5 separate regions of the Homo sapiens genome follow, and regions 1, 3, 4 and 5 are each linked to region 2. The links are chromatin contacts, found by Hi-C or POLR2A ChIA-PET in ENCODE. All regions are on one chromosome and are shown on one strand. The core of a region is the stretch at or near the end of the contact, and the rest is flanking DNA. Distances in the headings are between cores, read along the strand shown. Region 1 holds the start of PHC2-AS1 (PHC2 antisense RNA 1). Region 2 holds the start of YARS1 (tyrosyl-tRNA synthetase 1). Region 3 holds the start of HDAC1 (histone deacetylase 1). Region 4 holds the start of EIF3I (eukaryotic translation initiation factor 3 subunit I). Region 5 holds the start of CCDC28B (coiled-coil domain containing 28B).

The links. A loop is a pair of places that touch in the nucleus more often than their neighbours do. ChIA-PET counts read pairs that join two places held with the same protein, here RNA polymerase II (POLR2A). Pooled maps may share reads with other maps.
Region 1: a map of B cell shows a loop between it and region 2 (11-fold over the local background). The contact joins the promoter of PHC2-AS1 here to the promoter of YARS1 in region 2. A Hi-C loop is called at or near these places in 3 of 168 maps with a recorded cell type or tissue (B cell, CD4-positive, alpha-beta T cell and naive thymus-derived CD4-positive, alpha-beta T cell), 8 of 37 single-sample maps with no recorded cell type and 16 of 50 pooled maps. POLR2A ChIA-PET finds 5 or more read pairs at or near these places in 1 of 52 experiments (GM12878).
Region 3: a loop to region 2 is called in a pooled map, with 6 times the contacts of the local background. The contact joins the promoter of HDAC1 here to the promoter of YARS1 in region 2. A Hi-C loop is called at or near these places in 2 of 37 single-sample maps with no recorded cell type and 8 of 50 pooled maps. POLR2A ChIA-PET finds 5 or more read pairs at or near these places in 1 of 52 experiments (GM12878).
Region 4: a loop to region 2 is called in a pooled map, with 21 times the contacts of the local background. The contact joins the promoter of EIF3I here to the promoter of YARS1 in region 2. A Hi-C loop is called at or near these places in 1 of 37 single-sample maps with no recorded cell type and 9 of 50 pooled maps. POLR2A ChIA-PET finds 5 or more read pairs at or near these places in 2 of 52 experiments (GM12878 and RWPE1).
Region 5: a map of CD8-positive, alpha-beta T cell shows a loop between it and region 2 (5-fold over the local background). The contact joins the promoter of CCDC28B here to the promoter of YARS1 in region 2. A Hi-C loop is called at or near these places in 1 of 168 maps with a recorded cell type or tissue (CD8-positive, alpha-beta T cell), 1 of 37 single-sample maps with no recorded cell type and 10 of 50 pooled maps. POLR2A ChIA-PET finds 5 or more read pairs at or near these places in 2 of 52 experiments (GM12878 and RWPE1).

Annotation. Positions count from the first base shown.
Region 1 is chr1:33,348,964-33,351,663 of GRCh38, reverse strand. It overlaps PHC2-AS1 (PHC2 antisense RNA 1), which reads right to left and starts at 1,312. Exons shown (of 3, transcript NR_125978.1): 1 at 1,217-1,312. The region is part of intron 9 of PHC2 (polyhomeotic homolog 2); the gene reads left to right. RefSeq lists a silencer at 1,604-2,123 and an enhancer at 1,579-2,508.
Region 2 is chr1:32,815,952-32,818,651 of GRCh38, reverse strand. It overlaps YARS1 (tyrosyl-tRNA synthetase 1), which reads left to right and starts at 1,294. Exons shown (of 13, transcript NM_003680.4): 1 at 1,294-1,464. The coding sequence starts at 1,408. S100PBP (S100P binding protein) reads right to left here and starts at 999. Exons shown (of 7, transcript NM_022753.4): 1 at 963-999. RefSeq lists enhancers at 43-152, 586-755, 1,123-1,432, 1,181-1,680, 1,681-2,182.
Region 3 is chr1:32,290,829-32,293,528 of GRCh38, reverse strand. HDAC1 (histone deacetylase 1) reads right to left here and starts at 1,446. Exons shown (of 14, transcript NM_004964.3): 1 at 1,311-1,446. The coding sequence starts at 1,359. RefSeq lists enhancers at 7-581, 653-712 and a silencer at 1,323-1,732.
Region 4 is chr1:32,221,157-32,223,856 of GRCh38, reverse strand. EIF3I (eukaryotic translation initiation factor 3 subunit I) reads right to left here and starts at 1,450. Exons shown (of 11, transcript NM_003757.4): 1 at 1,413-1,450; 2 at 1,227-1,319. The coding sequence starts at 1,415. It overlaps TMEM234 (transmembrane protein 234), which reads left to right and starts at 1,504. Exons shown (of 5, transcript NM_019118.5): 1 at 1,504-1,550; 2 at 1,839-1,990; 3 at 2,660-2,700. The coding sequence starts at 1,535. RefSeq lists enhancers at 1,122-1,755, 1,032-2,231.
Region 5 is chr1:32,199,274-32,201,973 of GRCh38, reverse strand. It overlaps CCDC28B (coiled-coil domain containing 28B), which reads right to left and starts at 1,379. Exons shown (of 6, transcript NM_024296.5): 1 at 1,265-1,379; 2 at 1-61. The coding sequence starts at 38. RefSeq lists enhancers at 13-533, 402-621, 534-1,053, 1,312-1,391, 1,604-2,161 and 2 more.

The sequences.
Region 1 (2,700 bases), core at 63-2,562, 530 kb before region 2:
TGTATGTGTGAATGCCTGCTCTGTGCAAAGCACTGTGGGAAGGGAGGTAGCACACTGAGAAACACGGTCTGTACCCCACCTCAAGAGCTGAAGGTCTACTTGAAACGATGAAAAATGCACAGGAAAAAAATTACAATAGAAAGTAAAATGCGATAAATGCCATAGATGGATTTGAGGTAAGTCATTTAAAAGCTACAAAACAGGAAAAGTTACTGCCAACTAGAGATGTTCAGGATAGATTTCAGGGAGGACGAGGCATTGTTCTAGAGCAGAGGTTGACAAACTACAGCCCAATGGCCAAAACCATCACATTGCCAGTGTTCGTACAGCTCGCAAGCTAATAATGATTTCTACATTTTAAATTTTTTTTTGAAAAAATCAAAAGAATTCTATTTCATGATACATGAAAATTATCTGAAATTCCAATTCTAGTGCCCATAAATAAAGTTCTATTGGAACACAACCACACTCCTTCACGTACATATTGTCTGTGGTTGCTTTCCTGCGGCAACAGCAGAGATGAGTTGTTGCCACAGACCGTGTGACCTACAAAGTCTAAAATATTTACTCTCTGGTCCCTGGCAGAAAAAGTTTGCCAACTGCTGTTCTTGAGTCTGGACCTTGAAGGATAGGTAGGACCTGGACATGCAAAGTTGAGGAAAGAGCATTCCAGGAAGAACTGGTGGAACTTAAGAGAGGGAGGCAGGAAAGTGTGGGCATGTTAGGGAACAGGAGTTGAGGATACAATCCTGTGTTACCCTAGTTTATAAAACAAAATATAAGTGTAAGAAATGCAGAGGCAGAGGAGAAGGAAATATGAATATTAATGAAAAGGGGGGTTGAAAATTTGAAAAATAGAGGAGAAAGGGAGCTAAGTAAATATTCGGGGAATGTAAAATAAATGTAAACAAAGAAGATGGGATGAGGCCTGAGAGTGGAAAGGGGTGGGGGGAGAAGAAAGGCAGGCAACGAATATGAATACTAAGGAAGGCAAGAAAATGGGACCATGTTGGGAACAGAGGGAAGTCAAGAATGGAGAGAAGTGCCTGGCGTGTGTCCAGCACCTTCCTGCGCCTCGCGCTCCTGAGGGTGGGGACTGTGTCACGCTGCACGTCTCTGTACCCCCGCAGCCCCTCGCGCGCGTGCTGAATGAGTATGCTTCGCCACGACAGCGCAGGTTCACCCGGTGCGCTTGGGGAAGATAACCAACACTTACGGGACTCTGACCGTGTGCCAGGCACGGCGGGCCGCCTGAACCCACTTCCTCAATCAGCCTCAACCGCGAGCCCGAGGCCGCTCACGGAGGTGTGACCGGGGCACTCGGGCCATGACTTCCCTCTGATCCTCGGTTCCCAGTGGGAAGGAGAATGACTTGTAGGGTCGTTGTGAACAATAAGTCGGGGACAGCGCGAGCAGGGTTTGGCACGAACTGAGCTCTCGGTGACTGGTGGTCGTTAGTCTTCTGACTGACCCCCAGGCCCCTCAGGGAGTGAACGGTCCAAGGCGGGAGTCGCGGGCCGCCCCGCCAAGGAGCACTTGCACCGGCTATCAGGGCAGCCTCCTCGTGGCGTGGCGCCCGCCTCCCTAAGCTGAGCCCCGGGCGTCCCTAACCCGCCTTCCGGAGGGCGCGAGGCGGGGCTCGCCGCACAAAGGAAGCGCGCGGCCCGTGTCCGCCCCGCCCCTCCCGCGGCCCCGCCCCTCCCCGCCCCGCTCCCTCGCCCCGCCCCCGGCGGAGGCGGCCGCGGGAGCCGTCCCAGACTCGCCGCATTGTCTCCGCGGCGGCTGCAGCCCTCGAGCGCCCGCCGCGCGCGCGCGCGCAACCCCGGCCGCCGCCCGCGCTCCCGCCCCGGCCTCGCGCCCCCGTCCCGGCCTCGCGCCCCGGCCGCCCTTTGTTGACGCCGGCCAGGCCGGTGCGGTCGGATGCGCCGCGGCAGCCCCGGGCCCCGGCTCGGAGGCTCCCGGCGGAGAGGAGGCGGCCCGCCCGGGCCCGGGACCCCGCGCGAGTCGGCGCCCGGCCGAGGGGCTGCGTAGGCCCCGCCCGGCCAGGCCCAGCCGGGCCCTGGACAGGTCAGTGCCGGGGCGGGGGAGGGGTTCTCGCCAGTAGGGAGGCCGGGGGCCGCGCTCGCCGCACTGGAAGTCGGGCACCGCCCTCGGTGCCCCTAACGGCCCGGGCCTACGCGGCTGCCAGGCCGTGCCAGTCGCGGCTCTCGTCCGCGCGGCGCCTGGGAGGTGCCCTGCTCCCCAGCCTCGCTCGCCTGGGGACCCTGCGCGCCCGTCGCCCCTGGAAGCCGTGTCACCTCGGCGCGCCGCAGCTTCCGCGTCCCCAGGCCCCGCACACCCCACCCCAGCCCCAACCTAGGACCGGCCTCCCCGCCGCTGCGACTTCCCTGGGACGGACGGTGCGTTCGGGGACGAGACTGCTGGCATCTGCCGTACTTTATTGGTGGTGGACTCCCTATCTTGGAGGCGCCTGCGGCTTCGCTGGAGAGTTTTGTTTTTAATCTAGTTCAGTCTCACGAGGTTTTTAATTGGATGGAAAGGGACAAGCTGTTCTGTGTCTTTTCTTCCATTTTTAGAAGAGCGTTTTCTCTCCTTCCTATGCCAAATGAAGGTAGACTATATTTGTTGCTTCTTTACATTAAAATCGGGATTTGTGAGATTCTGTATTTAAACTGAAGTCCACAGACAGGGAAATAATTG
Region 2 (2,700 bases), core at 45-2,544:
GGGTGCCAGGATTCTCCTCCCACATGGACACAGAGAACAGATGCGCTAAGCTGCAGCAACAGGTTTCTTTTCAAAAAGAAAATGTGCTTTAAAACACTTCAGGCAGGTCTGGTAGAGCTTGGAGTCCCTAATAAATACACAAAACACCGGAGATCAGGTTAGGGCAGGCCGTGGGCAATTCAACCACTTCTAGGACCTTTCCAGGGCCCACTGAGGTAATAACTGCTTTCCCTCTTGCCCTGGAAGTAACTGGTGACGCCGCCTCCAGCCCTTGAGGAGCCGGAGAAAGGGTGGCCCAGGCCCAACCTTTGGAGGATACTGCCTTGGCTCTCTCTCACAAATGCAACGGCCCGGGACGGTGTCGCCTTCCAGGAAGGGCCTTTGCGTCTCCCTCCCCCGGGGACACCGCGAATTCCCGCCTCCCGGCGGAAAGCGGGAGAAGCGAGAGTTTTCTCCCCGCCCCTCCCCCAGTAGGGGCAAACCCGCCCCTCAGCAGGCCTGTGCTGTGCGCTCCTCTCCCGGGGACCACCGTCCTCAGATCTCCCCAGGGAATGGGTCGTCCTCTTCCTGCCCCCACCCGCGAGACGCGGCAGAAAAGCCCGCGGCTATCTTCCCGCCAGCAACAGCCTCCCGCCGAGCCGGCCGGGACAGAGGCGGCCCCCACCCCCACTGGGCAGGGGACTGCAGACGGCGCTCCCCGACTCTCAAGACGACCAGGGAGCTTCCCTTTTCCTCAGCGGGGTGAGGGGCATCTGTCGCCCGCCGACTTGGAGGTGGAGGGGCAGGGACATTCCCTCGCCATCACCTCAGGAGCTAGAACGCGCCCTTCTCGCAGCAGGGCGTGGGCCTCCCAATCCCTCCAAGGGGCGGACGGCGTGCGCAACCCCCTGGAGAAGCAACAGGCGCCCCCATCCCCCTCCAAGCCGGGTAACGCCGACCCCCTCGTCCCTCCCGCTCTTCACCTCCGGAAGCCGGGCCAAAGCCTGGGCGAACGACTGCGCCTCACTCCGCCCCCTGCGCCATTTTATCGCCCCCTCCCCGACCTCCCCTACCCCGAGTCAGCCGGGCCAACACCAGGGGGAGGGCAAACCAGCAGTGATTGGCAGGAAACCGTCCCGCCTCTAGGAGGGTTGTGCCCCGCTCAGGCGCCTCAGCCCCGCCCTCCGCACCGCCCACCGTGCCCACTGGCTCCACCTTTTCCCGTCTCATCGACCTGCTCGACTCTCTGCTGCTCCTCACTTTTTCCGGCCGCTGCCGGAGGGGTCCAGGCCGAGTAAGCGGAGCGCCGAGCCCAGCTGATGCAACCTGGCTGGACTCGCGTGACAGTTCCCGGCACGCGGCGGCGACGGTGACCCAGGAAGGGGCTCTGGTGCCGGGCTGAGCGGGGGAAGCAGGGGTAGCGGAGCCATGGGGGACGCTCCCAGCCCTGAAGAGAAACTGCACCTTATCACCCGGAACCTGCAGGTCAGGCCTGGGGGTTGGAAATGCGCCGTTGGGGATTAGGAGCCCGAGGTTCAGTGATTTTGAGCCCCATTACGGGGTTCTAAGTATGTGGGGCCGGGGACTCGGCGCTGGCGCAGCTCTGAGAGAGCCTGTAGATCTCACTGCTGGTCGGTCAGTCAATCAAGCAGCCCTTCCCTGGGTTCCCCAGAAATCACAGTGGGCTCACCTCTTGCGTCCAGTTGTCTTGTGTTGGAGCCAAACTTTGAATCCAGGACTCCCATTCCACCCCCCTATTAAGTGCCAGACGTGGTGCTTAGTCGCTGGGGATACGTCAAGGGCCTGCCAGAGCTTGTCTGAAGGGGATCAGACGTTAAAAATGACCCATTACGGTTCAAGTAAGTACTGGAAGATGCTATACTGGGAGCTTTAAAGGGAAAGAGAGAAGGGAAGGCTTCCCTGAGGAAGTGACCTCCAAACTGCGCCTTGAAGGAAATGGATCCCCCCCCCTCACTCCACAAATGTTCCGTTTGTTACCAAGAACTACAGGAGTAGAAGTGAACCAGAGGAAGAATGGAAGAATAAGGAGGGAGAGCATTTCAGATGGAGGAAACAGAAATTGTGGCAAATTTAGCTGGAGTGGAGTGAGCAAAGTTATGAGGAAGCACTTAAATATTTATATTGCTTACCCCTTAACTTTTTCAGGCTTCTGACTGTTGTCACCTTATCAGCGACGCATGATTTCCGACCACTTTATTTAAATAACAAACCCTCTGGCACCAGAACTGCCCCATACCTTGCTCTGCCTTTTTTTTGTTATTGTTTCTACATAGTATACATTTTATTTATTTGTTTAAGAGAGGTAGGCAGGGACCAAGTCACGGGAGCCTTGCAGGCCTTATTCTGTTCAATTTTAAATTGGGCTTCCTTCTAAGAGTAGTGATAAATCAGTTGGGCCACACAGCCTGTTCTGTTTTTTCTTTTTAGAGATGTACTTCACATACTATAAAATTCACCCTTTTAAAGTGCACAATTCAGTGGGTTTTAGTATGTTCACAAGGTTGTGCAACCATCACACTATCTTTTTTTTTTTTTTTTTTTTTGAGGCGGAGTCTCGCTCTGTCGCCCAGGCTGGAGTGCAGTGGCCCAATCTCGGCTCATTGCAACCTCCGCCTCCCAGGTTCACGCCATTCTCCTGCCTCAGCCTCCCGAGTAGCTGGGACTACAGGTGACCGCCCCCACGCCCGGCTAATTTTTTGT
Region 3 (2,700 bases), core at 197-2,696, 530 kb after region 2:
CCCAAAGTACTGGGATTAGAGAGGTGTGAGCCACTGCACCTGGCCCCCATTACTTTAATTTCTAAGGTATAAACCTGATGATGTCAATAACCTGCATAAAACTTGAATCACTCACAAGTGCCCTCAATAAAGTCCAACTTCCTTGGGACAGCATGCCCAGCCCTTCATGGTCCGGTCCCTATTTACATCTTTTTTTTTTTTTTTTTTTAAGACAGAGCCTCGCTCTGTTGTCCAAGCTGGAGTGCAGTGGCACGATCTCAGCTCACTGCAACCTCTGCCTCCCGGGTTCTAAGGGATTCTCCTGCCTTAGGCTCCAGAGTAGCTGGGATTACAGGCGCACACCACCATGCGCGGCTAATTTTGTATTTTTAGTAGAGACGGGGTTTCACCATGTTGGCCAGGCTGGTCTCGAACTCCTGACCTCAGGTGATCCACCAGCCTCGGCCTCCCAAAGTGCTGGGATTACAGGCGTGAGCCACCACGCCCGGCCAAATGCCTGTTTTTCAAAGGTCCTGTCCTCTCTCTTGCCTCTGAAACTTGCTGTTATCTTTGCCTTCCCTGTGCCTGGCTAAGAACTCCTGTTCTTCAGGTCCTAACTAAGATGTCCCCTCCTTCGCTGACTCCTCAGGTGGAGTTCGGTGCCTCTTCTCTGTGCTCCCCTAACACTCTGAGCTCTGACACGGAGAGAACTTCGGTCACTGGGAAGGGTGACCCGATCAACCCCACGGCCCCAGCCCCTCAACACTTCCTCGAACACAGTAACCTGCTTGAGAGATTAAGTGAGAAGTCTGTTTTAACAGGTTGCATCCTTCTCCTTGCAACCCCTGGCGCCCCACGTCGCAGTAGCAACCGCAGGCCCCGCTCAGAGGCTGGGGGAGGGGAGGCGGGCAACCAGTCGTGCAGGACTCTTCCCCCAGAAAAGATGAGGAAGGGACGGGGCAGGGAAGAGCTTTGGGTTCTCGGCAAGAAAATGTATCCTTGCAGCCGTCTCCATCAGATTCAGCCTCCCCGCTCCGACGCACCCTCCCCTCTAGGAGTCCCACTCAAACTCTCCACATCAGACTTCCTCAGAATCTTCCCATCAAGATTACCTCACGCTTCCCCCACGCGATCCCCTCTTGGTCTCAGCCTCGATCTCCCTTCCTCGCAGCCTCCTCCCTCAGCCTCGACTTCCCCCTCGCAGCCTCCTCTCCGAGCCTCTCCCCAGCGCCTCAGCCTCCCGCAGCCTCCCATCGGCGCTCCAGCCTCAGCCTCCAGGTTCCCGGTCCGGCCCGGCCTGGCCCCGCCCCCGCCGCGAGGACGGTGCTCACCGTCGTAGTAGTAACAGACTTTCCTCCGGGTGCCCTGCGTCTGCGCCATCTTGCTCGCCTCCCGTCCCTACCGTCAGTCGGTCCGTCCGCCCTCCCGCCCGCGGCTCCGCTCAGCGTCCGACCCAGGGGGGAGGGGGCGGGCCTCCGGCCCGCCCCGCCCGTCCCCTCCTGGGCTCACCTATAGCCGCGCAGCCCGGGCACCGCTCCAGCCAATCAGCTTGCGCAGACACGGGCCCGGAACTCGGCAGGGGGCAAGGGCAGCCCGGAGAGGCCGCCGAGGGCCCCCTGGGCCTGTACCAAGGTCTGCGACAGATGGGTGGGGAGCCGCCCGGGGACCGTACCATCAGTCCCGGGGGAGGAAAGCAGCTCTGTAAACTTAACAGTCCCACTTCGTCGTGAAAAGCGTGCTTGGAGATCGGAGGCCAACTTTCTGATTTTACGGAGAATAAACCGAGGCCTACAGGGGAAAAGTGACTTGCACAAGGTCACTCAGCCAATAAAAGGGCTGAACCTGGGTTAGAAAGCGAGTTTGTGGCCGCAAAGGAGGGCTACAGAAAAATAATTAAAAAGAAAAGCAACACGCGGGTTTGGAGAGGAAGAAACCGACAAGAAAGGGAAAGAAAGCTAATGTTTGTCGAGGGGCTGCTGTGTGCCAAGTACTGTGCGACACTTTACCAATGTTATTTCAGTTTTTCCTCAAAACAGCTCTCGGCCAAGGGCTTTTTACCTCCATTTTACAGGACAGGATAAAGAAGTTCAGACTTCTGTGAATTATTCAAAGTTACACAAAGTAATTAAATTCAATTTTTTAATTGTACAGGGTTTTTAAAATGCTTTCTTTGCACCAGAGGCACTGTAACAAAGTGACAGAACCCAGCCTTTCAGACTCCAAAATCTACCTCCCTGATGCAGTCACCCAGGATGACTAAGTAGGCGTCTCTTTAGACAGGAGGAAATGGGATTATCCTATGATAGGAGGGCAGGTTTCCTTTCTTTTCTTTCCCTGTTTTTTTTTTTTTTTTTTTTTTTGAGACAAGAGTTTCGCTCTAGTTGCCCAGGCTGGAGTGCAATGGTGTGATCTCGGCTCACCACAATCTCTGCCTCTGTGTTCAAGCGGTTCTCCTGCCTCAGCCTCCCGAGTAGCTGGGATTACAAGCATGTGCCACCATGCCCGGCTAATTTTGTATTTTTGGTAGAGACTGGGTTTCTCCGTGTTGGTCCAGGTGGTCTCGAACTCCTGACCTCAGGATCCGCCCACCTCGGCCTCCCAATATGCTGAGATTACGGGCGTGAGCCACAGCGCCCGGCCTAGGAGGGCAGGTTTCTCAGCCTGGTAGCTAATGACATTTTGGGCCAGGTAATGCTTTTTTGTAGGAAGCTATTCTGTGCA
Region 4 (2,700 bases), core at 201-2,700, 590 kb after region 2:
AAGGGAAGCAACAGAGGAGTCAGGCGGCTTGTAAAGGCATCCTCATTTGTTAGCTCCAGCTCTCCTGGGACTCCCAACGGCTCCAAAGAATAAAAGGCCAAGTTGAGCTCCAGTCCAGAAAAACAGTATCTCTGATGTCTTATCCAAGTGGGAGCAGCTGGTAGTAAGGAAGTCTGGGTTCTGGTGCCTGCTCTGCCACTGTCTCACTATATGATCTCAAATACAGTGCTTCTCTCCTCTGAACTTCAGTTTTCTCATCTTGAAAATGGCCAGGCCGGGTGTGGTGACTCATGCCTGTAATCCTAGCACTTTGGGAGGCCGAGGCAGGCGGATCACCTGAGGTCAGGAGTTCAAGACAAGCCTGTCCAACATGGTGAAACCCCATCTCTACTAAAGATACAAAAAATTAGCTGGGCATGGTGGCACGAGCCTGTAGTCCCAGCTACTAGGGAGGTTGAGGCAGGAGAATCGCTTGAACCTGGGAGGCAGAGGTTGCAGTGAGTCGAGATCGCGCCACTGCACTCCAGCCTAGGCGACAGAGCGAGACTCCGTCTCAAGAAAAAATAAAATAAAATGGCCAGGTGCCTCAAAAGGCAGTATCATGAGGGATTGTTTGGCATTGAGTAGCAGGATGGGATTGACTTAAAATGAGACTAGAGACACCCTCATTAAGTTCCCTGTGTCTGAATAACACAGCCTGCACCTATCCTGGTAGAAAGATTAGATTATCCCTAAAGGTCGCATCCCGTTCTCTGGGCAAGCTGACCCTCATCTTTATCCCCTTTCCACAGTGGTCTCTTGCTTTTCTTGGAGTGCAGTGGCACGATCTCAGCTCACCGCGCTCAAGCGATCCTCTCGTTTCAGACTCCGAAGTAGCTGAGACCACAGGCGCGAGGCCACCATGTCAGGCTAATTTTTTTGTGTGTAGAGATGGGTCTTACTACGTTGCTCAGGCTGGTCTCCAACTCCTGGGCTCAAGCGACCCTCCCACCTCGGCCTCTCAAAGTGCTGGGATTACAGGCGTGAGCCACCGCACTCGGCCAATAGAGTTCTTCCCCACCTTTCCCGGTAGAATACTTTCGCCAACCTACCCCCGGCATGGCCTCTCCCTACTTCTCACAATGGGCTGCTCTTTGGTTCCCCGCTAACGGCAAAACTGGCGTGTCCACCCATCGTCCTGGCAGAAGGATCCCGCCCCTCCCGGACCCCCTCCAGCCAACACTCACAGGGTCCTTGGCCACAGTAAAGAGGAGGTCTCCTTCGCGGTTATACTTAATCTGCGTAATGGACCGCTCATGGCCCTGCAGTAGGATCGGCTTCTGTGGGGACAAGACAGTAACGTCAGTGCTCGGAATTGGGCCCCAGCCTCAGCCCAGGACCCCCACTGCAATACCCCTAACTCTGAAACTCACCATCCCGGCTGTGACGCGAGGAAGGCCGCAACGTGAGTAAGACCGGAAAAGGTTTCGAGGTCACTTCCGGATTATGGGTCTCCGCCCCTTCGTTCCCGGAAGTAGAAGACAGCGGCGTTGCCATGGCGGCGTCTCTGGGTAGGTAGCCGGCCCCGCCCTTCCATGGATTTCCCGACCCTCGCCTCGAATTCATTTCCTGCTCCACATCCACCCTCTAACCCCGACCCCTGCTACAACCCCAGAGGCCGGACTCCTGGATTCATCTCCCTAGCTTCCCTGGGCCTGCCTTAGCCGCCAGTCGCAGCCGAGGCGAAGAGAGCGAAGGAGGGAAGTGGGGGCGGCTAGCTGGGGCTAGAAGGCCAGGAGAGGGCGGGGTGGGCGGCCGTTTGGGGTGGGGGTCAGGGTGACTCACTCGTCTGCATTCAGGGCAGGTGTTGGCTCTGGTGCTGGTGGCCGCTCTGTGGGGTGGCACGCAGCCGCTGCTGAAGCGGGCCTCCGCCGGCCTGCAGCGGGTTCATGAGCCGACCTGGGCCCAGCAGTTGCTACAGGAGATGAAGACCCTCTTCTTGAATACTGAGGTGCGTCTCTGTGAAAGGCCCCTCTCTCGGTGGAGTTGCCGCCAAGAATTTGGTCTTTGGAGTCAAACAGGTCTGGGTCAGCCCCACCACTTACTCACTAGAAATTCTCGGAAAAGTCAGTTGTCCTTGAGCCTCAGTTTCATCATCTGTAAATGGCGATTATAATAATAACCATCTGATAGGTCAGTTGCAGGAATTAGGTGAGATACGTAGAGCACTTAGCATTAGGCCTAGAACATAGTAAGTGCTCAATCTATGGCTGCCATTATTCACATTTTATTGTGATTCCTTCAGTTACATAAGGCAACATTTGTGAGCCTTTCCAGAGGGAGGGCTTGGGGCTCAAATTGGCCCTGCAGGGGAGGAGTTCAGAGGAGGAAGGCTGGAGCTGGAGGACTTGGGGAAGGCTTCCTGGAGGGGCTGACATTGGCTTCAAGGCCTTGCAGGATGGGAACTAGCAGAGGTGAGGGAGAGGGTAGTTTGAGCAAAGGCACAGACTTCAGTCTGTTTCCCTCTTTGCCCTGGAAGGATCCTCCTTAGAGGGATTAGTGTTCTCTGGGTCCTTATAACCCTGCCTCCCTCCAAGGAAAGACATTCGCTAGGAGCTCAAAGAAGGCAGTGCTGCTCAGTCAGGCCATCACACTGACTGCAGGTTTCTCCTCTTTCCAGTACCTGATGCCCTTTCTCCTCAACCAGTGTGGATCCCTTCT
Region 5 (2,700 bases), core at 130-2,629, 620 kb after region 2:
CAGGGCTTGGGACTCCGTTTCTTCTTTTTGTCATCCATTGGGCGCTGGCTGGGCCTCAGGCCTAGGAGGGAAGCAACCCCACAAAGATAGCCAGGGGCAAAGTTAGCCCTTCACCCAGAAATCCCTGAGAGCTGCACCAAGGAAGGGCCCTGGGACCTTCCAGCTTGTCACCTCATCTATACGGTAGGGGCAGAGCCAGATGCCAGTGTCTGCTGCTGGGATCGTGGATGTACACTTGAAGGACCTTCTAAGGCCCAACCTAATTCCCCTTCTGCCTGAAAACCTAGGCCCCTCCTGAAAGGGTGGGACCAGTCACAACTATCTTGGCGCTACTGGGGCTTCCTGTCACGGTGGCTGGGGGGCGGGGCTGGCAGAGGAAATGTAGTGGGAGACAAGACGGAGGTGAGCTGCAGAAGCCCAGCCGAAGATTAGGGATGTCTTAACTAAACCCTATTCTATTTATCAGGGGCCTAAGCAGATGCTAACAAACCCTGTCAGCATGGGAGGGGGACAAGGTGCAGGTAGGGGCGCCTGGGAAAGCCCCAGCGTGTGGGTAATTGTAGGAGAAGCCGCAGCATACAGGGCAGGGTTCATTGTGGGTTTCCCCCACATAGACACCGGCATCCCTCCACTTCCACCCACCCCCAACCGAAAATATTAGGGACTCCCTATAGGTCCCGCGGGTGTGCTTTCAGCTGCTTCATTTTTCCCAGTCGGAAAGTCCCTGCTGGGCTTCAGCTGCAGCCAGGGTGGACTGGGTGGTTGGCCGCTGGCTGCCTGGGCCTCCGACAAAGGCTGCGCCTGTGGCTGGGCTGCTCCGAGGTCCCCGGTCCAGCAGCGCCCCCCAAGCCTCCGGTCGGCTGGGGTTCCCTCCTCTGGGGGTCTCATTCCAGGCTGCTGCTACCGAGCCTAACTTCGAATTCTGGGACTGGGGGGGTTGGGGGGGTGGGTGGCGCTTAAGCATTTACACTGACACATAGCTGGCTGCCACTGACGGGGTCTGCGGGTGTGGGGAGGGGAGATAGGAGCGCATCCTCTGCCTCTCCGTGCAGCAGCTTGACCCAATTAGGGACCTGATAGAAGAACTGGAGCCGGAGCCTGTGCTCCCCAGGAGCGGCTGGGGCGACCGGGGATCTATTTCCCAAGCCCGGGCTCCAAAGCCATGTGCCAAACTCATCGCTCAGCTCCGCAGCCGCGCTCGAAGACAGAGCGTCAGACCCGCGTCATTCCGCCCCCGCCCTCACTCCCTCAGGGGGCTACTGACCTGGAGGTTTGGGGTCTCGAGTGATGCTTCGGTGCAAGTTCCCTCCGCCCTCCGCCCTCTCCTCCCGGGAACACCACCGGGTGAAAGCTAAGCTGGAGGGAGTTCATTTGCATTTAAAGAGAAAGTGACCTTCTCCTTAGCGCGGTGGGGTGAGATGGGAGGAGCATCCCCGCGTATGCTAAGCAGTTCCTCTCACTCGACCTCACCTCCCCGCCTGAACCTAGGGGACCCTGTTGGTTGTGTGATGTCTATTTTAAAAAGATTTTCCCTTTCCCGGCAGTTTCAGAGAGAAGCTACAGTTCCTTACAAAATGGTGGTGGCTTTGTCAGAAAGGGGGTGGGGCGGGGGAGAGGAGAGACAGAGTGAGTGAGTGAGAGAGAGAGAATGTAAGCACAGAAGAAGCACAAGCAGCAACAGCAGCAGCATCAGGAAGACACTTCGAGCAAAGACAGCCATCAATGGAGTGAGTCCAGTGCCCTATTGAGCACTTTACATACATTTCATCCCCATAACAACCCTTAAGGAAGATACCAGTGTCATTCCCCATTCTACTGAAAGTAAGCAACAGTCTTTTGAGGGCAAAACCCCTCTCTCTACAATGCCAGACAGTTTTCTCTGGTAAGTGGTGGGGGCTGTATTTTGCCGCAGATGAAGTGACAGGAGTCCTCCCCACCCCCCAGGCCTAGGAGACAGGTGTGGGGAGCACCAGGTCATAAGGTAGACCACGCGATTCCCTGGCACCTGACTCCAGTCCTCAGGGAAACCTGAGCACCTGATGGAGGCTGACCCAGTGTGACTGCTGCTGCCTGCAGCCAGATCAATGGGGGCAGCTATTTAAAGCCCTGGCAGAGGCTCCTGGCGCAGGTCCCCAGAACAGCATCTGATACAACAGGAGAGAGGCTCATGTTTGGCCAGGCGGCTCAGCAGGCTCAAGTGAGCTGGCCCAGGGCAGTGCACACAGCCACCCAGCCCACCTTCCCCATCCCCGGGCAGGAGTGGCTTCCTGGGGTTGGGCCTCTTGGCTGATGTGGGGAGCCATGGGCACTGCTCCTGAGGGCACCTGCTCAGGGCTTCTTCCTGGGTACTTCCAACACTCAGAACACTCCACAAGGGTAAAGAGTAATTCCGAACTTTTTCAATAACCAGGGGCCCAGACTGGGGACAACAGAAATCCCTCTCCTTCCCCACCGGAGCTGCTAGAGTAGACAGTGGTAATGCTGCTGACAGAGGGAGCACCCCTGTGGTTCCCATCCTCAGCTGCTTCACTGGGGGGTCAGAAACCTCATTATTCTCAGAGCTGCTTTGCTTGGAATCTCCAAGAGTTGGGGCGGCACCCCCCCCACACCCTCCAGAGGATCTGCGACTAGAAATAACATGGCCAGCATGGAAAACATGTATCAGGACCCAGCTAGAAGGGTCAGAGGCTCTGCTGGGAC